Linked DNA regions of Homo sapiens: all the other regions are linked to region 1. Evidence: chromatin loops called from intact Hi-C (ENCODE). Cell type or tissue: PC-3. All regions are shown on one strand. Each heading gives the region's core, and the rest is flanking DNA. Links, peaks and the distances in the headings are about the cores only. Region 1 has its middle 380 kb from the start of SORCS1. Region 2 has its middle 250 kb from the start of LINC01435. Region 3 has its middle 250 kb from the start of SORCS1.

Region 1 (8,102 bases), core at 1,152-6,151:
AATGGATTCACATATACCTACCTCCCAGATACAGAAATAGGACATTACTAATAGATTTTAAGCCATCTATAAGCTTTCTCCAAATTTCATGTGATTATTTTTAATATATAGTTCTAACCGTCTAATATACTGGAAGTTAATTGGAGATAAGTGTCATCAAAGGCAAGATTTCACAATTGCTTTTCATATGTGAATGACCAATCACTCATGAAGCATGTTGTAGTACAGCAAAGGAACCACACATGAGCAAAAATTATGACTTTTGTCTGATTTTCAGTACAATGCTAAAGTTCCAGTTAAACAGTGGTTTCTTAGCTTAATAATAGGCAATGTAAGTGCACTTTTCCCAGATAAAAAAAAATTCCTCAGAAGATTTCACCTGTGAATAAATGGGATGGCTTATTCAGAGGGACCAATGATAATTGGGTGGTAAGAATTTAAACTCAGTCCTCCTGGCTCCAGATACAGGGCTGTTTCTTTATCCATCACCATCTATTTCAAAGATATTTCAAAAGCTTACGCTCTAAAGGTCATCCTAGACTGGTTTCTAATACTGATTTTATTGCACATATTTGTTCTTGAGCAAACTAGGTAACCTATATATGCCTCAATTTGTTTACATGAAAAATAGAGATAATAGTATTATACATCTTTGTTATGGAGTTGCTCTAAATATTAAATGAAATAATGGTTGTTTAATGCTTAGCTCAGTGTCTGACATCAGTATATGCTCAGCAAATGATAGCTATTATTATGTTCCTTTCTCTTGAAGAAGATGGTTTGAAAATCTAAGAGCACACAGTGTCTGCATTTGAAATGTCCTTGTAAGTGGAAGGGTTTGTCATGCATGACGTGAATCATGTCAATATCAAGTGGGAATAATCATTTCTGTGTGCCAGTTATCCCTGGGAGTATAATTGTAACTATGTTTGGCCTATGGTCTTTTAAATTATATCTATTATGTAATTATAGTATATTATCTTATATAATTATATTATATATAATTTTAAAATGTATACATACATTTATATGTATGTATGTATGCAAATATGTATACATTCATATGTGTATATATAGGTATGTTTTGTCAATAAGGGTGAATCCTGGCTCTTGTTTATTCCTGATTCAGCTTAGAAACAACCCAGGCTATTTCAAGGGCATGGCATATGACACCTTGTGTTCTCAAAGCCAAAATACTCCTAATGGCAAATCTGCAAATTCTGCTTGAAAATGAATTCTTAAAGACCATTCTAGTAGATGTTTTGGATGTGAAACTTTTCATTTCCAGGAAGGTTGAAGAGATTGTTGCACCCTAAATAATACGGTCCTTGCAAAAGCTCCAGGAAGAGCACTTTAAAGATGCATATACTAAGATGTGTGTTCGGTCTCCTCTGGAGGGCACTCTAAAAAATTTGCATATGCAAACCCTTTGCGTATTTACCAGCGCAGGTGATGAGTAAAAGTAGGTTTGAATCAATTTAGTGGCATTTTTACACAGAGCTTTAAAAATTGGATACTGTGAATGTCAACTTCCACAAACCCCACAGGCCTTTCTTTCAGCCAAGCACAAATATTAAAGCGAACAAGAGCATTCAAAAAGAAATAGCTGGAAATATTATTTCACGTGGAATGCAAAGGAAGGTTTATAAGCAAACAGCTGGCCTTCTCCAAGGTACTTTATAATTTAATCTGTTTCATATTTTGCTTTTCCAAGGGACTTTGAAAACTTCTTCAGGAAGAATGAAGATAACTGATGCCATTCCTTAGAACTGCAGACCATTGCTGGGCTTTGCGTTGACTCAAGAGAAAGCATGGGTAGGAGAAGGGCAAGCTCATTCACCTCATCACAGGAAAAATAATTGCCAGAAACTTGTGAAGTTTCAAGTTCTATTTCCTACGTAAAACCCCTGACTACCACCCTTCTCTTAACTTACATGACTTTTTCTCTCTCCTAGCGCATACGCTAGTCACATTCATCTTCTTTCTGTTTCTTAAGTGTACCAAACTCATTTCTCCCTTTCCAATTTTTTTCTCCCCAACCACTACATTTATTCCCATTATTCAGAGTAAAATTTGCATCTCCAGTAAAGATATCCTAGGAGTCTAACATAAATTAAGTCCTCATGCTATCTTCTTTTATAGTAGCCTGGATTCCTTCTTTATAAGAATTCTATATTGTATTATTACCTTGATTGCCTATTTGATGACTGTCCCTTCATTAGAGTGTCAGTTTTAGGCAGGCAGGGGCTTTGTGTAGTAAATTAATGTAGTCATAGGATATAGAACGTTGTTCAGATCACAGTAATCATTAATGTTGCTTTAACCAATGCAAGGAGAGGGACTTTTAGCTCCCTCGAAGGTACATTGCACTTGGCAGTCAACCACCTAGAAATCAGAATAAAATTAATAAATATGAATCTTGGAATAATAGGAATGCCTAGTCAAAAAAGAGTAAAATTAAGCAGTATTTGAAAATAATTGTGACCTAATAATTTATCATAGGTTTCAGTATTTTTCTTCTTGCTTCACTTCAGTTAAACTGACATAAAAGAAACATTGTTTCTCAAATACCCAGGGACACTGGAAAAAGGTGTTTGAAGATAATAGTGTGTCAATTAAGGCAAAGCTGAAGGATCCAGTCCTTTCTCTGGGAATTGACTGGGCTATCTCTGCAGAGAACTGCCTGAAAAGTCACAACTAATGCCAAAGCCCTGTTGCTGTAAAGGAATTAACACAATTCCAAATCCCTGCTTGTCTGGAGCAACAGAATACAAGGTGCTCTCAAAAAGGCTCATCTGGATACCTCAGCATACAATATTTTATTTTTATTTTTTGAGACGGAGTTTCTCTTGCTCCCCAGGCTGGAGTTCAATGGCGCGATCTCAGCTCACGGCAACCTCCGCCTCCCGGGTGCGAGCGATTCTCCTGCCTCAGCCCCCTGAGTAGCTGGGATTACAGGCATGCACCACCACACCCAGTTAGTTTGGTCTTTTTAGTAGAGATGGGGTTTTGCTATGCTTGGTCAGGCTGGTCTCCAACTCCCGAAGCATACAATTTTTATCCTTTCCTTATTAAGTCAAGAATTTTCACCTTTTCACTTAAAGGAAGTGATGGCAGCGGCAGCCATTTGGAGTGTCCCCTGCAAAGATGCCAGCCACAGCAGGAGAGGCACAGCTAGGGTTGTGCACTCCACCCAGTGGGAGCCAGGAACAGGCAGGACATTCAGCCCCTACCGAGTTGGCGGGAAGGGAGCCCTGTGCTCCCAGGCACAGCTGCATATGTCCAGTTGCAACTCCGGACCCAGGCATCCCTGTGCTCTCAGGGGCCCAGGAAACTACCCCCCACAGCAGTCTTGGAAATGCCTGCACCCACTCCTGGCCTCTCCCTACTCCCAGTGCCTACTCCGACTTTGGAGCAATGTTGTGGCTGAGCCCGGGTGCTGTCACCACCCAGCTGGGTGTGTGCACACTCAGGGTGGTGCTGACATGCCAGGCCCCTGCCGCCTCAGCCCCCTCTGGACTTTGGGCACCGATGAGCGTGGGAGGGAGGCCAAGGGGCTGAGGGCAGCTCAGCGTGGGCCTGCAGGCCCCCTTGGAAAGAACAACCTGGGTCCAGTGAACCGCATGTTGATGGTGGGAGGCAGAAAGATTCCTGAGCTGAAAGGGCGGGTCTGGTGAAGCCCCACCTTCAAGCCAGGGATAGCCTGAAGCCTGGAGGCTGAGCTTCCAGTTCTGGGTGGAGTCTGCCTCACAGAGTGATAACTTATGGTGCTTTTTCTGCGCCTGCTGATGGCCACCCATGGACCAATCAGCACGCAAGTCCTCCCTCCTGAGTCCATAAAAACCCCCGGCTCTGCCAGAATCAGACAGATATTAGGACTACCAGCAGAGGGAGGGAGCTACCCACATCCAGTCTCCTCCATAGGACAACCTGTCTGCTGAAAGGGGCTACCCACTACAAGTCTCCTCTCTTCTGAAAGCTGGAGACTCCTCAGGATGATCTGCCCGTGGAAATGAGCTACCCACTTCAGGTATCCTGAGAGCTGTTCTGCCGCTCAGTGAAGCTCCTCTGTGCCTAGCTAGCTCTCCAGTTGTGTGTGCCTCCTTCTTCCTGGATGTGGGACAAGAACTTGGGACCTGCTGAATGGTGGGACTGAAAGAGCTGTAACACAAACAGGACTGAAACACTCCCCTGTCCAACTCACGCTGTGTGCGACAAGAAGAAGAGAAGACTTGTGGCTTTTCAGGGAACCCAGACCTAGGGGCTCCCCAAGCCAGGGATGTAACACTCTTTTGGGGGCTCTGTGGTTTCTGGCGTCTCCAAGCTTTTGGGTGCCACCGCATCTCCCCGTCCCGGACGCCTGTGCCTGCAGCAAGCCGCTTGCAGTACGTCTTGTCCAGCTGCAGCCTCACATGGAGCCGGCGCCTGTGCCAATGCCTAGAGCTGCCTGTCCCGCCACAGCAGCCAGGCAGCTCTAGGCACTGGCTGTGCCTGGCTGTGCGCAATGGCCGAACCCTGTACGCGCTCACCAGCATATTCCTTGCCGCTCTGCACCTGACTCGCCCTTGGTAGGCGTGGGATCCAGGCCAGTTACACAGACTGAGTGCAGCCTGCCAAGCTGAGTGGGCAGCAGGGGCCAGTGGGCACAAGCAACACTTAGGCAGAAGGTGCCACCAGCCACAGAGGTTTCCGGCTGGCAAAGTGACACCCCAAGGATCCTGTGACAGAGTGCTTTAGGGCTTCTCTTTGCCATATCCAAATTGCCAGCAACACTACTTTTGCGCTTTCGGGAATATCGCTGACTGAAATAAAATGAGAGTTTTATTAAAAAGGAAGAACAGTAGAGGAGATAATGGAAGTCAGTCAGCCATGTCTGCCACACCTATGATGGTCTCATGCAGATAAGCTAAAATTAAATAAAATAAGGTTCATTCTAACGCAAGTACTGCAATCCCATGACAGTTGATCAGATAATTGAGACAGCTGCTAAGTGACTAATGGGTGGGGAACAGAGACAGGATGGATAGGCTACACAAAGGTATGATTCACATCCTGGGTAGGAAAGAGCCAGAAGGCATGAAATTTCATCATGCTATTCAGAACAGAACACAATTTAAAATTTATGAATTGTTTATTTCTGTCCTGTTCTGTTTAATATTCTCAGAGCACTGTTGATTATGAGTAACTGAAATCTTGGAAAGTGAAAGCACAGATAAGGGGAGACTACTGTATATTTAAGGTATTCAACTTGATGCTATGAGATACATACATATAAAATAGTCACTTTAGTGGCACAATTTAACATATCTACATCTCACACAGTTACCTATTTTCTCCCCTGTGACAAAAGGAACTATAATCTACTCATTTAGCAAAAGTCCTGAACACAATACACTATTAACTCTAGTTCTCATGTTGTACATTCCAATTTTCCACCTGTTTATCCTACATATTTGCTACTTTGTATCCCTGGAGCTACATTACCGCATTTCACCCCCACCCTATCCTGACCCTGATCACCACTGTTTTATTTTCTATCTTTATATCATTTGATGTTTTTAAAAATAGAGTTTACATATAAGTGAGATCATATATTTTTCTTTTCGTGTCTGGCTTACTTCATTTAGCCCAATTAAAATTCGATTTGTATCAGTATCTTTAGAAAGCAACTCATCTGAGAAGTCTTCTCTTGCTTCCTTCCTGGGGGGTCCTGTTGCCCTTTCTTTGTGCTTTCGTAGTGGCACCATGACTCTCCTCTCAGCTGGTATCATGTTGCAGGGCAAACATCTGTCTGTCTCCTCTCACTGGATGATAAGATACTTGAAGGAAGGGATTGTATCTATTTTTTGGACCGTCAAAACCACGACTATAATACCTCAATAAGCATTTGCTCAATGAGTAAATGAGTATATGAATAAATTAGTGTTATTTGCTTCATGGCCTGGATTCCTCCATAGCAGAACCTTATCTGCATGAGACCAGCATAGGTGTGGCAGGTATGACTGATTGACTTCCCAATATCTCTTCTATTCTTCTTCCCTTTTAATTATATTTCAGTCAATGGTAGTGCCAACTAAAATATTCATTTTCTAGTTTTTTTTTTTTTTTTAAAAAACTAGAAAGTTTAAATGACAGTGCTTGCCAATGAATATAAGGAAATATGTGTTGGAAATTTTTGGAAATATGTTGCTTTTTTAACGCAAGCATTATCACTTCTTGTTGCTTCCCTCTTTTTTTCTGCCTATAATGCTGACACAGGGCAAGAAAAGAAGTCTTTCTGCAAGATGAGAGAGAGAAATCCATGTGCTAAGGTAGAGGGAGATAGAAGGAGCCTGGTTCTTTGAGCAGCCAGGATTACCTAGCCCTACATGATTAAAAATGGAGCAGCCAGGATTACCTAGCCCTCCTTTTGAACAAGCCATTATAATGGATTTCTTTTATATACAGCCTAATAAAATCCATAACTGATAGCACTTAAAAGATTGCTTGAACTAATTGCTTTGGATAGAACAAATGAATAGGTATATAACTATGGTAATGAGCAGGAAAGTTTCTGCTTTGGTCCCCAAACCTAATGCCTATAGGATTCGGGATCTATTTCTAGGTAAAAATGATGATTTTGTCTTGTACCTTGCTGGGATTCAGTGATCCTTTGTGTTAAGTTCTATAATGCAGAAATGCCCGTGGACTGCTATGCCAGATTCTTCTATGATAATACTCTCTCCAAGACTGTGTCTTTTAAACATGCACAAATTCATGCTCAATCCCATTTCTGACTTGAGATATAGATAATATGTGTAGAAGAAGGCAACATTGAACTAAAAATGAGAAGTTTTCTATTTCAGCCTTACTCTTTTGCCACCTGATGGTCAAGTTATATAATTTTTTAATGAGTTTAAAATCACGGCAGGGAAGCTGCAACCACCTGTCACCAAATTTCTACTGCAATTGTGACCAAAGCCTGAAATTAAAACTCTTTTGACTGTTTCCCCATTTACCCTTCCAAGTGCAGCCTACTGAGACTCATGGAATTAGCATCTTAAAGAAACCCACACATCCCTTCACACTCCTGAAAACCACTGCCAACCACCCCTGCTTTCTCACAATTGTTCTCCAGGACTGCCTGTCTATAGCTGTCACCATTATTCATGCAACGCCCCCACCGAGCAGAGATGGAGAGAGAGATTGAGTTTGCTCACCAGTAAGTTGAGCTGTAAACTCAGGAAAATTGGGCTTCGCAAGGATGGAGAGCCTAGAGCTTTGACAGGCTGTGCTTCTGAGGAGACATGGAGTAAACCGCATTCTCTTTATTCATCACTTAGTGAAAGAAAGAAACACCCTTTGTGAAGTTGTCTCCACAGAGGTATAGCACCTATGGCCACTTTTCCTTGGGGACCTTTAGAAACAAACAAACAAGGCTGCTTCCCCGTCACTGTGTAGAGAGTTCATGCTTTTAATCACAAGGCATATGTAGGTGATAAGCTCTCAATGGTAAATGTCTCAAAAATTATATCTGTAGACCAGATGTTTGTCACAGCTACTGACCCTTAAGATGTAGGCAAGATTGCCTTAAGTGTAGGACACACATGATTTCATGGCCTTTGGGAGTCCACAGCTCTCCCAAAAGATTTCTGTGAATTTCCATGTGGGTTTCAGCTTCCTTGATTTCCCCTGCTTTGGGGGGCTGGTAATTTTTCTCTTTTTTCTTGAATTCTGATCCAGAACAAAGCTTAGTCCTTTAATGCTTTACTCATCAATACCCCAACTGCATACTTAATTCACTCATTTTACATCAGTGAAGACTTAGAGATCATGAACAAAATATTACATATGGAAATCATACAGTAATCAACATCTTAGTCTTTATTAGACACTTTTCCTCCCGAAGGATGTTTCAGCACTCTACAGCTCAGTATCCAGGCCTAGTCTTCTCTTCTTTGCTAATTTCTCATTTTCTCCTCTAGTCAGCCTCCTTCTTTGTTCTAGACTCACCACTAGATGCTAATCAGGGAGTAATGTCGGGCGAGACCATTGCAGCTGTGCATCACCAGATCCTTGAAACCAGACAGACCCCCAAATTCTGGATTTCTGTGTGTGTATGT
Region 2 (8,102 bases), core at 1,178-6,177, 270 kb after region 1:
TGCACCCCAGGATCAAGAACAGCTGCACACAAAAAGTCAGCTATAAGTATTGATGACATTAATGAATGAATGAACCAATAAGTGACTAAGCTGGCCCTTTCATTTACTAGCTTTATGATGTTGAGTAACTTATTACCTTTTCTAAATTCAAGTACCTCTTCTGTACAGTTTTGTGAATGAAATAAATGCCATAGTACAGGGCCTGTAATATGTTTACTGAGTGCCCAGTAAATATTAGTTCATAGAATTTAGAGAGAGGGAGACAGGTGGCAAAAGAGGGAGGGGGATAGAGAAAATAAAGCAAAACAAAGCTACCCATCCAATATTTCCATTTTGGTGAGTGGCCCTCCCTCGTTTTAGACTCACTGTCACAAACAGGAAGCCAAACAAAACAAAATCAACAAAAGCAAATTTTAAACTTTTGATTCTCCTTCCAGGAAAACAATAAAATCAAGAGAATGAAGCCGATACTGAAAAATTATAATTTAGACTTTTATTTTATAGAATTAAGTATCCATCAGTCTGTTTATGAATTTTGCTTTACCACGCTGATCTACCAACTTCTATACAGACTCGGTTATATGAGAGCATGGGTCTGTGTTTGTGTGTGCTCTGTAGTCAAAGACGTATGTTCACTGAGACATGAAATATATATGATACATGTGGAACAACTATAAACAACATGGGCGAAGTGTGTTTTTTAGCCATTCTCTGGATCCCTCACAGTTCTTCTAGAGAGTAGAATCATCAGGGAAATCAGAAAACTGAAAGGTATTTTTTATTCCCCAAACAAAACAAAATAAAACTTCACTCCTGACTCTTGGTGGTTGAAAGCAAATGTATAGACAATACTGATGCTTGTTCCTAATTTAATAAAAAACGAAAATCCATAATACAGCACTAGTCAACATGGAGCCCGAGTGTGAAAGCTAATCTCATCATGAGGTGTTAAAACACATGGGAAAGTGGGAATAATGGATAAGGCGTTTTAACTGTAAATTTCAGCTTGGCAGTGATAGGCGATAATGTTCACCCACAAGGAAAGGCTTTCATTTCATCCCTGTTTTGTGGAGCTGGTGTTAATTCTGAGGGAGGTTGCAAAGACTGACTTATTTTGCCAACTTCATAACTGCTCTTGGATCTGAGGAGCAGAGGCTCAAGGCTCCTTGTAGAGTCACGTGTTGATTTTCTAATTTATTCATAAGTTATATATTTCTGTTTATAAAAAGAATTTGCAATGGCTTAAAGCATGCCTTTACTTCTATACCTACCAGGGCTTTGTTTTATCATTCTTCTGGCTTTGGGAAAAGAGAGCTGTTTCTGTTGGATTGCAGGGGAGGAAAAAAAAGGTCTGAATGTGGGTGTGGTGAGGGGAAGGGGGAAAGGATTGTCAGTTAATACATCAAGATGGAAAATGAAAACCCATTTACTTTGAGTATTTTATTTATATCCCATTTAAAACTTCCATTACAGTGCACAACACTTACATGTGTGCTATGATCACATGGGAATCTTGTTCAAAAAGCAGCTTCCTAGGCCCCAACTCCAGACCTTCTTTTTCAATGAGTCTTCTATCAGGTCCAGGAATCTAAATATTTAATAAGCAACCGAGGCAAGTTTGCTGGGTTAGAAAACGTACTTTGAGAAATGACACAGTGATCACTCTCTCTGATTTATTAATATTCTGTGCATGACTTGCTGATCAATTCCTATTCCTCTCTTCCAGTGACCTGACTCCCGTTTCTACCCTCCTAAACCCATTTTTAGTTCATTCGGGGAAGTTAAACTGGTAACTAGTAGAAAAGTCTCCCTGTAAGACTACAATCACCTTCCCTGGTTCTGCTTGTAATTAAGAGATAGTGGTAGAAGTAACAGACGTAGACTTTGAGAAACATTACAATCTTGTTTAATCATCCCAATGATTTGAGAAGCTCCATATTACAACCTATTACAGGTTCCCCTTAATGGTTGAAGGAGCTAATGTATAGAGAAGCGAAGGGACCGGGCCAGTGTTATAGACAGGAGTAGAAGAGGTAGGAAGAGTACAGTGTGTGGGTACCGTTACATATGGTGTTTCTTAAGAAATCAGTGATCATTAGGAAGCTGACTGTGTTAAATCACATGCCCTTGGGGGAAAAACAACAAAAGAAAAAAAAAAGTTAAGTCTTGTCACCACCGTCAAAATAGGAAAGCCATTTCAATCTAAAGCATGAACAATCAAAGTGAAAACATAAGCGTCTGATTTCTCTTTTATCCGGTCAAGTTATGTGGGAGGGGTGTGTATGTGTAAGAGACTACAAGAAAAGGAGATTAAAGACTTTTCCCTGCAGAGAACAAGCTGAGTCAGTGCCGATCAAAGGCTGACATCAAACATACGGCCTCAATAATTGAACCTGCTGTCTGTAAACTCTCATTAGCAAGCAGGAAAGATGATTATTAATTTCTCAGGTAACATATTAACTTTGCCTCATCCTAATTTCTAGGCCTCAGTCACTTTCTACCATGTCATTTTGCTGCTTTTCAAAATCAATTTGCAATTTAATGGTGTGTGTGTGTGTGTGTGTGTGTTTTCATATAATAAAACTCCAGGAAAGGAGATCCATGTCTTCTCCATGAAAAGAACAAGTGGGGCGGGTGTTAATCAAAGGCTGATATCAAACATATGGCCTCAGTAATAAAAACTGCGTTCTGTAAACCTCTTTTCAAGAGGAAGAAGCTTCATTGTGAGTTTCTCAGGCCATGTGTGTTACCCCCATGTCGTTCTAATTTCTAAGCCTCAACATATTCTTTCTTTGCCATCTCAAATTCAATTTGCAATTTAATGTCATGGGGTCTATCAAGTGGTGAGGTCTTCCATGTCCTCAGTCACATAGAAAAACAGAACATTTTGTGCTGGAACCTTGCCCATAAAATACAAATGACATTAAGTCATCAGAATGAAAGAAAATCACATTTCATAAATTTAAGTTTAATCTATATGTAAATTTAGCCAACATTCTTTAGGGTAATAATTCATAAGTATTGATGTTTACACTGCTTGGCAATTTTTTTATTAGTTTAAGTAATGATCTAGATACAAACCACATTCTTTTATTTTACAAAAACAGGCGTTTGGTTGTCTGAAGAGATACAGAAGAGAGACCAATCACTTACTTTCAGACAGACAAAACCACCGAATCCTTTCCTGCGCCATCGAAGAGCTTTGATACCAAAGAGAAAGCTACCAATTTTCGCTAATTTATAATACGTATTTACTCAGAAAAATTTAAGATTCCTCCTAATTCACACTTTTAGTAATTATTCTACTTTAAATAAAAAATAAACAATAACAACCAGAAACAACGAAAAATTGGGATTGTTCAGATAGTTATATTCCAAGAACCAAACAAAATATCTTTTTATTCATTGTATCATAAGAGTCTAGCATATTGATTGTGATGGAGTGACCCTTGCCATCAATAGGTTTTGGATAAATATTGCCTTAGACAGAAGTCTCATGTTTAAAAGCACCTATCAGAGTAACACCAACTGCCATTACAAGTAATTTCCAATATTTCCCTAACATATTAGAAGCTTTTTTTCCTCATTTGTGTGACAGCAGACTATCCTACCATCAGCAAGTCCATGCCCTCAATTCCTTTCATCTTATGGCTACGGCTCCCCCTAGTGCTCATTGTCCTCTGCTTCCATGAGCCAAAGGGGAAAAACAGGGTGGAAAGGACACCACTGCTTCTTAGAAGCCTTGGCCCAGAAGTGATAAACATCGCTTCCTTTCATGTCCATTGCTGAGTGCTAGGCATGTGCTCACACCCCATACCCAGTGTGCTTTCTGGCTGGCCACCTGCTTCCCAGAAAAGTAACATCTTAAGGAGGACTGCACATTTTCATGAACAACCAGACCTGACACAACAAGAATCACAGGATCTTGTCTAATATATAACCACTTTCAAGCCTGGCAGTGGATCAGCATCACCAGAACCTGGAGAGTTTATTCAGAAATATCGACTTCCTGTCCTACGAACCAAGAGATTGTGATTTAATAGGCGTGGTAGAGTCCAAGATTATCCTGCCCAGAGTCACTGAATGCTAATTAATCATCTATCTCCAGTCTGAACCACCACCAAATCCACATTGAAATGCTCACTTTGCTCTGTAACTCGATGTCAACATCATAATCCTGTTTGCCGTTCATGAATCTGCATTTTAAAAAATTATCTGGAAAACAATCATGGCTACACCAGCCTTTTTTGACTGTTTACTAAGTGCCACTAAGTGTTCCAAAGCCTTTATGTGTGCTAGCTTACTTAGCTTAATTCCTTATGTCCCTGTTTTTGTATTTAAGCTTCAAGAAACCCAACTGAAGTAGGTATTATCATCCCCATTTTCTAGAGAAAGATATAGAGGCACAGAAGCACCACGTTGTGCAAATTTATTCTAGAAAGTGTCAGAGCTGATTCAAACCGAAGCAAGCAAACTCTAGAGCTTTTGTCTTCCTCACTTCACTATAACCAGGTGATTCTGAGGGATGTTAAAGTCTGAGAACTATTGAGTCATGAGAGATATGCAAGTGCTTCTGATACAAGTAGTGTTAAAAAAAACACTTGGAGAAACACAAATAAAATTTTTAAATGTTCTTCATTTTTGCTTTCAAACTCAGTATAGATATCTACTCTGAACTCTAGCTGTACATTCAAATACCTTTTCTATGTCATAATTCAACTCTTCATGGCCTAGAACAAACTCAAACTCCCTGCTAATTTCTCTTCCTCCAGCACTCTCTACTTCAAAAAGGACATAACCTTTCCCACAGGGGAGCAGTCTGAAAACCTGGAAATCATCCTCACATGTCTTTCCTGCATCACCCGTTTTGCTGGCATCATGAGTGATTCCTGACACTCTCACCTGCTAAATCTGTCACTACTCTGCTCTTCTCTTCTGCAGTCCTTGCTATCACCATCTCCCCAGGGCTTTGGCAGCAGCCTGGCATCTTGTCTCCCACTTTTTGTCCCCAAGCCATTCTTCATATTGTGGAAAGAGTGATCTTTTCAAACCATGAGAGATGAAACCCCAGATCCTTAATATTTCCTAGAAAAGTCTGCATGTGCAGCTCTGATTACTACATGGGCCTTAGCTCAGGCCATGGTCCCCAGCCCCCATACTCCAGGCATGTTGATCTTCCTTTAGTTCTAACTCCACTGTTTCTTTGTCTTCAGCTTTTCACGTGGGTCCCTGTGCTTGGAATGCTCCCCTCAGAAGAGCATTGCATAAGTTACTTCAGGACTCTGAGCCTCAGTTCTCATCTATAAAATGGGTATAAAACTTTGGAACAGAATTGTTAAAATCGTGAAAATAAAATGTATATAGTCAATAAATTTTAGTTTTTCTGCATATGTTCAGGGCTTTTTTTCTTATCTTCCAATAATCTTCATATTAAAACATATCAAATGATGTTTCTTTTCACTCTTTTACTAGCAGCAATTTCATGAAATCTCAAGGTTAGATACGTCTCTTAAAGAATTTATGTTATTTCAGAAATTAATTAAAGTCATCACATATCTTGCTGGGGAACGCTTTCCCTGCGGTTTTTAATTACTGTCTAGTTAACAATATCCTTTAGAATGTTGTGTCTTTTACAAATGTAGGTGTTGGATGGCTATAATTTTCAGAATTACTACTTTGGTCTACAACCCATTTAATGAGTTAGTAAAAACAATTAATGGAATTTACATACTTACTTGGGCTCTGACAGGGAGGAAAAAAAGAGAAGATTCCAAATAAATGAGCAAGTAAAAGAGCATTAATTAGCATCTAATTTGTAATTGCAGAGTTCAGTGCTCAATACTTTAGAAATTAATTGAACTCTATGTTGATGTGTAAGGTGAAAGCATACCCAACTTCTTGTTGAGATAAGATTAATATTATCCTCATAAAAAACCCTCAAGAATACTGATTGTTGAAGGAACAAACATATATAACACCAAGGGTTGTCAGCAGTATGAGCCAGCAAGGAGGGATGGTATAGCATTAAATACATACAAAAGATGGAAAGGCAGTGAGGTTCTGAATAAAATGTCCACAGAAATAAGGGTCCAACCAAACATACTGGTTATTGCATTATTATGTTAAGTCTAGGACTAATACAACTTTTGTTACCATGTAAGTCATAATTTATTCAAGAAAATAAATGAATATTTGAAATAGGGATTGAAAAACTTTTGGCATGTAATGGGTAAATTTGGACATCTTAAAAATAATTGGATAATAACTATTTAAACTCCACATTCTGGAGCACAGTGAATTCTTTTGGGGAGAGGTTGGGGTTTTATAATTCTCAGCTGCATGTGCTATGTATAGTTTTAGCCAGTCGATATTATAGTTTAGCACGAGGGGTATCATAGGCAGATGAAGTGACAAAAGGGAAGGATCTTAAGCAGCAGGAGAGGGCCTCAGCTGTCTTCTATGCAAACCTGTGTCCATCGCAGCTCTGCCTCTTGCTGTACAAATTTGGAAGGAAATTCAACCTTGCTCAGCCTCAGTTTCCTCATTCATAAATTGGAGATGTTATTACCTGACTTACAGTATGGCTGTGAGGTTTATCAAGGCAATTATGCAATGTGGCAGAAGCGGGATTCAAACTTCAGCAATTTGAATCCAGAATCCACACTTTTAGTGAGGTTAAGCTAAACTCATCCTTATTCTGCTCCTGTGTGATTCTGATGCACAAAATGTGGCTTCAGCACATAGTGAGTGCTCAACTAATTGTAGTTATCAGCATACAAAATAAATATCTATTTGCATTTTTTTAATATTTGGTCAAAGTCAGTTGAGATGGTAAATGACAGACTTTGGCCTAACAAAGCTTACATGGGGGCCATGGGGGCTAAAGTCAGCCTGGGGGCCAGGTGGGGAGCAGGTGAAGTTGTAGGGGAGGCAGGCATGGATTCCAGGTGGGGTAACATACCTGGGCTGTGGGCTTTTGTCTGTTAGCTGTTGCATCTTTCACCAGCAATGGGCAGCCTTTCAAGCTAGCACTTGTATGGGGGGAGTTACTGCCTCTCAGCACTGCCAGACGTGTCCCGCCTCCTGCGATGGAGGCAACTCTCCCTATCATGTAAATCTTGAAAAGAAAGTATGTTTTAAAAACTTACTTTCTATATCTGTAGTCCCAGCTACTCGGGAGGCTGAGGCAGGAGAATAACGTGAACCCGGGAGGTGGAGTTTGCAGTGAGCCGAGATGGTGCCACTGCACTCCAGCCTGGGCTACAGAGCCAGACTCCATCCCAACAAAACAAAACAAAACAAAACAAAAACAAACAAACAAAAACAAAAAAAAAACTTACTTTCCTCCTGACGTAAGTGTGAACAAGCTTGTGCCTAAAGAAAGTTTTGGTAAAACAATATGTATATCTAATTTTAAATGCATTAAAGAGATCACTACTGCAAAAATTCCTCTAATAAAACTTTTATAACACAATTTATTGATTATTATAGAATATGTAGGAACTCTTCGGGGGAAGAATAATTGAAAAGATCTGCCTAGTTTAAAAAGTTGTTTCTTTTTGTCTATACAATAATCATTTCTTAGCACCTACTCTGTGCCAGGCCCAGAAGATGTAAGAATGACCGTGTCAGACCCTCTCACTGCCACAGAGAAGCCATCTGTGGAGCAGACAGATGGGGCTGGGGACGAGTAGGTGTCCTGAAATGTATTAGGTGATGAGGCTGAAGCCTGCACAGAAGGTTTTAGGGCACTGGGGGCAAAATAGAAAAGACAAGTGCTCAACTGCATTCAGATGAAGGAGAATCAGAAGCAATTTTACCTTAGAGTGATGATTGCTCGGAACTTTGAAGAGGATGTATTTTCTGGGGCAGCAGGAAAGGAGCAGGATTTCAGGCTAAAGACACTACACAGGGCAGCAGGTCATCAAATAACCTGGAAGCTCCTTATCCATTCTAACCCTCAGTTCCCCACTTAGCAAATGAAAAAATACAGCACAGCGGCCAAGAATGAGTTCTATTGCTCGTGTCTGATAGAAATGCTCTACCACCTACTAGCTGGGTGAGCTTGCACACGTTAATCCTCTAAGCTTCAGTGTCTACAT
Region 3 (8,102 bases), core at 1,027-6,026, 140 kb before region 1:
TATATTACATATATATATAAAGATTATTCTATGTGAATTAAACCTTAATAAAGCTGTTAAATAAAAGTTCAAATCAGTTTTCCAGTTAGTTCCTTAGAACTGGAGGAAGCCTTGCTTTGCATGTAGTTCAATCACCCACTCAACGCAGGAATCTCCTCTTCTTAATTCACTCCCTTCTAGATAAGCTCATTCACCCTGGATGACCCCAATTATCTGAAAAAAAAAATTTCCCCTTATAATTGAGCTTAAATTCACAAATAGGTATTACCTACCATTAGTCTGAAGATCCAAAAACAATATCAAATATCAAAATCCCGTTCTGCCCTATCTGGTCTTGTAACTCTGCCTCAGAACATGTCTTTTTTTCCTGTGGCATATCTCTTATGATAACGAGAATGTATGTAGGACTCAAAATCAAAGGCATCCAAATGTCTAACCAGGAATTGTTTGAAATTTGACCAGAGTATTTAGGGTTGTTCAGAAAAGAGATGAGCCCTCCATTCTTCACACCTTCCCCCATGTTTGACATTTACACTCTGTTAATAAATCCAGAGAGGACAGTAGGAAAGAATACTCAGGATATTCAGGATGTTTCTTATATTGAGAAATTTGTAATGCAAAGGACCATTGGAGCGTGCAAGGGTGCAACGCTGCTGACATGTCAGACCACGGAGTTTGCTGGGTTGTTTCCTATTCTTTCTTTTCACAGATCTGTCTCCACCATGAAACATTATTATCATTACCAGCATGCCATGACTTTGAACCTAAGGCCTTAAATTTGCTCTCCATGTGCTATGCATTAATAAAATTGATATACTGTCTATGTACTGAGTACAGTGAGGGTTAATTAAAATACGTAAAGTACTTCGAGGCCTTTTCCTTAAAGATGTGAGCTGAGTGCATTATTATTACTATAAATACAAATTGAAAAATACAATCACATTCTCCCTGTAGACATCTGTACTGGAGATTTTTGCTTCCAATTCTACAGTGCTCATGATAAGGTGATAACATAAGCAATCTAGCAGCAAAATTTATTTTTATCTGCATTCTGGAACAAAGATTTAACCTCTTGAGGAACAACCCAAAGTTAAAACGTATATAAATTTTTTCCACATGTCACTCCGTGGAGTTTAATTCAGATAGCAGATTTTTTTTCATCCCTTCAATTTCACAAAGGCAGGGATAAATCAAGATAGATACAAGGTCTCTTTTGTACCAAATATATTTTATTATCTAATCTTAAACCCTGGAAGATGATTTGTACCAATGCCCAACAAGTTAGTCCAACTCCAAAAGACTCTGTGCATGCTGAGACGAATTGGAAATGCAATGTCATAGGAGAAAATAATAATAAAAAAATTGAAATCCAGAAACTAATCAAAATTAAATACCTTTAAAGGTAATAAGACCCAGTTTTTATGATTTGGTTAAAAATTAGGTAACATTATCAGAGTGATTTGGAGCAAATTGCTTAGTCTCTGTAAGTCTCATTTTCCACATCCTACCTTATTCATGTGAAAATGGATCAAGGAAATGCTTGCCATGGAGCCCAAGGGCAGATGATCAATAATTGGTAGCTATTACTGGGGAAGCAGTTTATGATGGTGGTTATTATGTTAGGTCCTGAAGTCAGACTGCCCATATTTGAATATAGGCTGTGACATTTACAAATTGTGTGATCCTAGGGTGGTTACTTAATACTCTTTGCCTCCTTTTTCTATTCTCTAAACTGAAATAATAATATTGCCTATTTCATATGATGAGGAAATTTTATGAGGTAGCATGTTGACAGAGCTGGAGCAATGCCTGAGTCACAATAAGCATTCACATAATGTCAGATGTCACTATTATTATCATTGCCATCATCACATCACAAATGCAAGTTTTTAGGATATAAAAGCTATGATATTCCATACAATGGAATACTATTCATCAATAAAAATTAACGAACTAGTATACAACAGTGTGGAAAGCAAAACTATAGGAACAAAAAATAGATCAGTAGTTGTCAGGGGCTGGGGATGGAGAGAGAGATTGACTATAAAGGGGTAGCACAAATTTTAGGGGTGACAGAATTGCTCTGTGTTTTGATTGTGGTGGTGGTTACAAGACTGAAAGCCTTTGTCAAAATTCACAGTAATCTACCCCAAACAGAGTGAATTTTATCTTATGTAAGTAAATTTAGAAAGGCAACTAAAAAAAAGTGAAATATGCAATTTCTATTGCCCAAGAACTTCATTCAACTCAAAAAGAGTCTTTACTAGACAAGTCTTTAGATTTAAATTTCTAAAAATTAGCATATAATAACATGTAAGGTTGGTGCTGGAGAAGAAAACTCTCTACTAAATATAGCTTCAGCACTTTCCTAAATCATTTGTAATTGAGTTGTTGACTATTTAGCCTTTAAATACCAGACCATAGCTCCTTAATGGAGCCCTTTGTTCTCCCCAGCGTCTTACAGTGGGACTGAAGTATTCAATTTTTAGAGGCGGTGGATCTATTTATTACTTGGGTTGTGGTGATGGTAACAGGAGTAAAATTTACATATGTCTAAACTCACCAAATGGGATACATTAATTATGTGCAGTGTTTTGTATGCTAATTATATCTTAATAAAGCTTGGGGAGGGGGAAATCTTTTAGGTTAGAAGGCCTCTCAGATTATGGCATTTCATGTACTTACTGAATTAGCCATTTTTAATATAGGAGTTCCTAAATTACTAACATTTCCAAAAGTGATATTTGATGGCAAAAGTAATATCCTTGTGAAGTATTAAGTGATTTTTATGAAAAAGTCAAATGAGCTGACAGAGCATAATAATTACATTGTCAAAGAATACAAGATTCCGCTTTCTCAAAGCCATCTATATTGCCTGGTTTTGGATGCACAGGCTGTCATCAAGATGGTAAGATTTATTTCTCCTCTAATTGCACCATGGCAGCCGGTATTACACGCAAGATATCTAGGGTGCCCATTGTTCAGAAGTGTGCAAAATCCATGGCATTGCTTATGTACGTGGTTATGTACACAATTAAGAGAATGGCTTGCATGCTGATGGAACTGAAAAATAGAGCTTGTATGAAGTCCTGGGGTGGTGCTGTTCAAATGTTTTAAAATATTTTTAAAAACTGTGATTTATTCATCAGCAGGAAGATTAAAAGCATTTTCCTTCCACAATAGTATGTTCCAGACTCTAAGCTCAGAGGAACTGCTCACCAGAGATGTTTGTCCTTTTTTGTGGAATTTCTGTGGTTTACTTTCTTATGCATTAAGTATGGAGTATGCATTATTAACCCATTATGGGTATATCAAAGTCTGTTTGTGGCCTATTCATATAACCTTGGAAATTTCACACATAAATCATTAGAGAAACGCAATGATCTAATGCTTAGGACCAGGGAGCACAGTCAATAGTTGGCATTGTTCTTTCGAGCTGCTATGTGTGTCATTGGAGGACAACCTGGCTGATCTGCATTTACTCTAACACCTCAAATGCTCATTTCTTTTCAATATCATGTATTTAATGGAATTTACGGGACACCTATGGGGACTACCTTGCTTTTGGCTAAAAACTTGACGCCAACACACAGCAACATATATGTCTCACTCAGTTCTGATGATGCTTTAGAATAGTGCTGGTGAACTAATATTTGTGCTTATGGAAAATTAGAGGACAAAACAAAACCCTAAACTGTGAAGTGACATGCTGAATTGAAATTAATTAGATGCGTCAGTGGGTGGCACCGTAGAGCTTAGTTATTCAGAGTGCAGTTTTCAGCATCGGCTTTCCTAAGTCTGAATCTGAGCTTTGCTGATAACTAGTTGCATGTCTGTGAGTCAGTTAGTTAAGCTACTGTTTCTTCATCTGTAAAATTAGGATTATATTACCTGCTTCATCAGCTACTGTATAAATTAAATGCAATTATCTGAGTAAAGTGTCTGGCATTGCTCTAATTAAGGCTGTGAATGGCACCCTAACTGAAGAATCCTATCACTTACGAAGGCTTCATCACTTTAACACTCATTTGCACCTTGCAGTGTTGAATACTTTTTCTTTCCTCAATCATACTTCGGTAGGCTCTCCCAAATTTTTCACCTATCTCCCATTCATCGTCCTCATCTTGACTTCTAAATGTGTTTCTTTCTCATGCTCTTCTTCTTTTCCATCTTAAATGCTGTTGCTCTCCGGAGCTCACTCTGGATTCTCTTCTCTTCTACCTACTCTCCTTGAGGGGGTCTCATTTACAGTGACACTTCGTGTAATATTAACTCATATACTACTCAGTCAGAGGTCTATATCTATAGCCCACAGCTCTCTCCCTAGAGACCAGTGTCCTCAACTATCTACTGGGCACCTTCACCTAGGGTCTTGAAGTTATCTCCACCACAATGAGTTTGACTAACCCATCCCAAAAACACAACAGATTGCACTGTCTTCTATCTTACTTTCTTTACTGTCTGCCATTTTCACCCAGCCAGTGATGGAAGCCATTAACTTGAGAATCATACTCAATTTCTCTGCTCATCGCCCTCCACATCTAGTCAGTTATAGAGCAGAGCTGATACAACCTCCAGATAGATCTCAATCCCGCCCTCTCCTTCTGAAAATCCTCTCCCAGCTGCCTCCACATCACATCCTCCTAATATCAGTGACCCCTGCAGCCACTTCTCAGTCTCCACTCAAGTAATTTTGTGGAATCTCTCATTATTTTTATGTTGCAAGAAACTTCTAATGGAGTCTCTGTTTCCTAATATTGCCCTTCTCTCTCGGTTTCCTTCTGCAGGAGAACCACTGATTCAAAGATCTTTCTGAAGTTCCTACTTAAAATACTTCAAAGACTTCCAGTAGTCTTTAGGATGAAGAGGAAAAAAATTCCCTTATATTGTGGGCCCTGCAATCCCATAAACTTCCTGACTGAACAGCTAATGTTTTCCTTCTATTTGTAGTTACAGTGCATAATATAGACTGTAATTTGGTTTGGCTCTGTGTCCCCACACAAATCTCATCTCAAGTTGCAATCCCCCGGTGTCAAGGGAAGGGTCTGGTGGGAGATAAATGGATCATAAGGACGGTTCCCCCATGCTGTTCTCATGATAGTGAGTGGGTTCTCACAAGAGCTGATGGTTTTAAAAGTGTGTGGCAGTCTCCGCTTTGCTCTCTCTCTCTCCTGCCACCTTGTGAAGAAGGTACTTGCTTCTCCTTTGCCCTCTGCCATGATTGTAAGTTCCCTGAGGCTTCCCCAGCCATATGGAACTGGGAGTCAATTAAACCTCTTTCCTTTATAAATTACTAAGTCTCAGGTAGCATCTTTATAGCAGTGTGAAAATGGACTAACACAGACTGGGTCCAAAATAAACATTTTGATGATTCCTAGAGAATGAATGTCAACCTCTTCAATTAATTCCCTGCCTCTCAAAATTCCACAATAAGAGTCCTTTACTCCAGTTGTAGAAAACTGCTTGCAAGTCTCTTACACTCCTTGCTACTTTTTCATTCCATGTCTTTGCATGTTCTATATCCTCATTTATTCAACTTTGTACTATATCTTGGGGACTTAAGGAGTGAAAAAGATAAACACGGTTTTTGTCCTTGGAAACATAATAGTTTAGTAGGAAAAAAATTAAACAGGTATTTAAAATATAAGTGGAAATAGTATTGTAAGTTTCCTGTAGATCTGGTTAAAAAAGGAGAAAAATGATCATAAAGAAATAAGTAACTCTCATGTTTATTCCAAGAACTATGATAAACCCAACAAAAATGATAAAGATTTTTAGCAACTGACTTAGATGTCTGTGAAATATTATTGGGTAAAAAAACTAGCTTACTAAACACATGCTTTTCTATCCTTTATCCACCTTATTTACCACTACTTTTTTTTTTTTTTTTTTTTAGATGGAGTCTCACTCTGTCACTAAGCTAGAGTGCAGTGGCGTGATCTCAGCTCACTGCAACCTTGGCCTCCTGGGTTCAAGTGATTCTCCTGCCTCAGCCTCCCGATTAGCTGGGACTACAGGCACACACCACCACGCCTGACTAGTTTTTGTATTTTTAGTAGGGATGGGGTTTCACCATGTTGGCCAGGATGGTCTCGGTCTCTTGACCTCGTGATCTGCCTGTCTTAGCCTCCCAAAGTGCTGGGATTACAGGTGTGAGCCAATGCACCCAGCCCTTATTTTTTTTTTTTTAATTTTTAGCTCAAGTACTACCATCTCTTGAAAATACTGCCTGACTACCTCAGTCATCCTCTGCATTTTCTTGCCACAGTAGCATGGGAAATTTGTCAGACCTTTTAAAATAAACTTTTTATTTTTGAATAATTTTAAATTTACAGAAGTGTTATAAAAATAGTGCAGAGATATCCTATGGACTCCTTCATCAATTATCATCTTAATTACCATGGTATGTTTGTCAAAATAATGTTCCACACTGAGTGATAAACACTGTTGTAAAACAACAAACAAAAAAACATAGCTCTATGAATTATTTGTGTAGCACAGACCTCCCCACCTCACCCCCAGTGCATGGCCTGCCACGGGTTGGTTCCCTCTAGAGACTGTTAAATGGTCTTCCACCATTTGGATAGGTTAATATGGAACTCTTTCTTTTTCCTTTAGCCTCAATTACATGTTTCTATGACAGGATTTTGTGAGCAAGTACAGCTGCTAGTTTCTAGGTTTTTGCCTTTTTCTACCACAACCTGTATATACAGGAAAAGGACAAGGTCTTCTCAGTAGGTGGACCATATCTTAAGAGAGAATCACGAGAGCATCTCAATCATTCTTGCCCCAGTCAAGGGCCTGGGCATTTTTATCTTTTGTCCAGCTGTCTAAGTACAGTATTGATTACCAGCCCTTTTCAGACATCTCTTAAAAGTAACAAAAACAAGTAAATGAAAGTCATTTGAGGATATTTGAAGGGTCAGTGGATACCCAAGACCTTGTGATTTTAAGCAATGCTTTCAAGCAGTTCCTACAGTATCTATATTTAACTAGTCCTTTATTTTGTCTGTACATAAATGTTTGAAGAAAGTTGTTAATTCTTATTTTGACGTTAATATGCATTGCTATTCTTAGCATAGACTCAATTCGGCTCCCGAGTCAATATCTTCCTATGGCCCCTATATATCATCTATGTAAACTTTACCAATATTGACCAAACACCTGCTGTGTGAGCAGTCCTGAACTAGGCACTGGGGAGAATAATCTTAAGCAGAAAATACCCTGCCCTTGAACACAGAGGTAGGTGCTCAAAATCACTAGACTTTTGTTAGATTTGTTGTCTTAATATGTTCAAATGACACTAGTAAATTGGCTTTACCTATTCATAGTATGTTGTTGCAAGAATTAAATGATCTAACAAATAATATTCATAGTCACATGAATACTGAAAACAGATAACATTTATATAGCACTTAATATGTGCCAGGCATTCTTTCAAGTGTGTTCTATTAATTGGTTTACTAAGAAAAAAATCTGTGAACTACAAAATATTCTAAAAATCAATGTGTGACTGCTATTCTTGAGTATGAGGCTACATCAAGCAGAAGTTAACTCTTCAACGTGGAATGAGCTTCTGAAATAAATTTTGTGGTGTAGCATTTACATGCTGGCAGAGGGTCAAAGAAAATGAAGGCCAAAGAGGCCTGGAGAGACTACCCAGGGTTCAGAGCTATATTTGGGATAAAGAGCTTGGAGGGCCTGGGTCTGCATCCCAACCAAAGTCATTCATGGCATCATCATTATCCCCTAGTCATTGTCATTATTAACATCATCATTGCTACCAGTTCTTATTATTTCATGATCACTTACTTCATGCGAGGCACTTTGCATGCGCTATTTATTTAATCTTCACACAAGGAAATCCTGGGAAGTAGGTATCATCATCCTCAATTTATAGACAAGGAAAGTTAGGCTCAGTAAGAATATATTACTTATAAATATTATAAAACTAGTAAGTTTTATAACTGGTAAAACAAGAATTTGAATCTATACATGGCTGAATTGAGTCAAAGTTCTTTCTTGTACCTTTCATGTCCTTTCTGTAGAAGGGAATCATGATAATTCCCACCACCCAATTGTAGCTCCGAAAGCAAGGTCAT

What was found. Peaks named below come from ENCODE experiments on the same cell type or tissue, not always from the same donor. Only the 100,000 strongest peaks of a DNase experiment are listed, where the experiment ranks them.
Region 2: a loop joins it to region 1, with 4 times the contacts of the local background. A loop is called at or near these places in 3 of 110 quality-filtered maps.
Region 3: it touches region 1 in a loop (2.6-fold over the local background); 2 of 110 quality-filtered maps call a loop at or near these places.

What each region holds. Positions count from the first base shown.
Region 1 is chr10:107,541,421-107,549,522 of GRCh38, forward strand. No RefSeq gene overlaps it. Among named protein-coding and RNA genes, the nearest start is that of SORCS1, 380 kb to the left of the region's middle. In PC-3, for the core only: a CTCF peak has its summit at 3,883 (motif pointing right); a DNase peak (open chromatin) is centred at 5,051; H3K4me3 peaks cover 1,708 bases; H3K27ac peaks cover 2,247 bases.
Region 2 is chr10:107,811,319-107,819,420 of GRCh38, forward strand. No RefSeq gene overlaps it. Among named protein-coding and RNA genes, the nearest start is that of LINC01435, 250 kb to the right of the region's middle. In PC-3, for the core only: CTCF peaks have their summits at 3,667 (motif pointing left) and 3,870; a DNase peak (open chromatin) is centred at 3,673.
Region 3 is chr10:107,405,983-107,414,084 of GRCh38, forward strand. No RefSeq gene overlaps it. Among named protein-coding and RNA genes, the nearest start is that of SORCS1, 250 kb to the left of the region's middle. In PC-3, for the core only: a CTCF peak has its summit at 3,741 (motif pointing right); no DNase peak of the experiment used is centred there.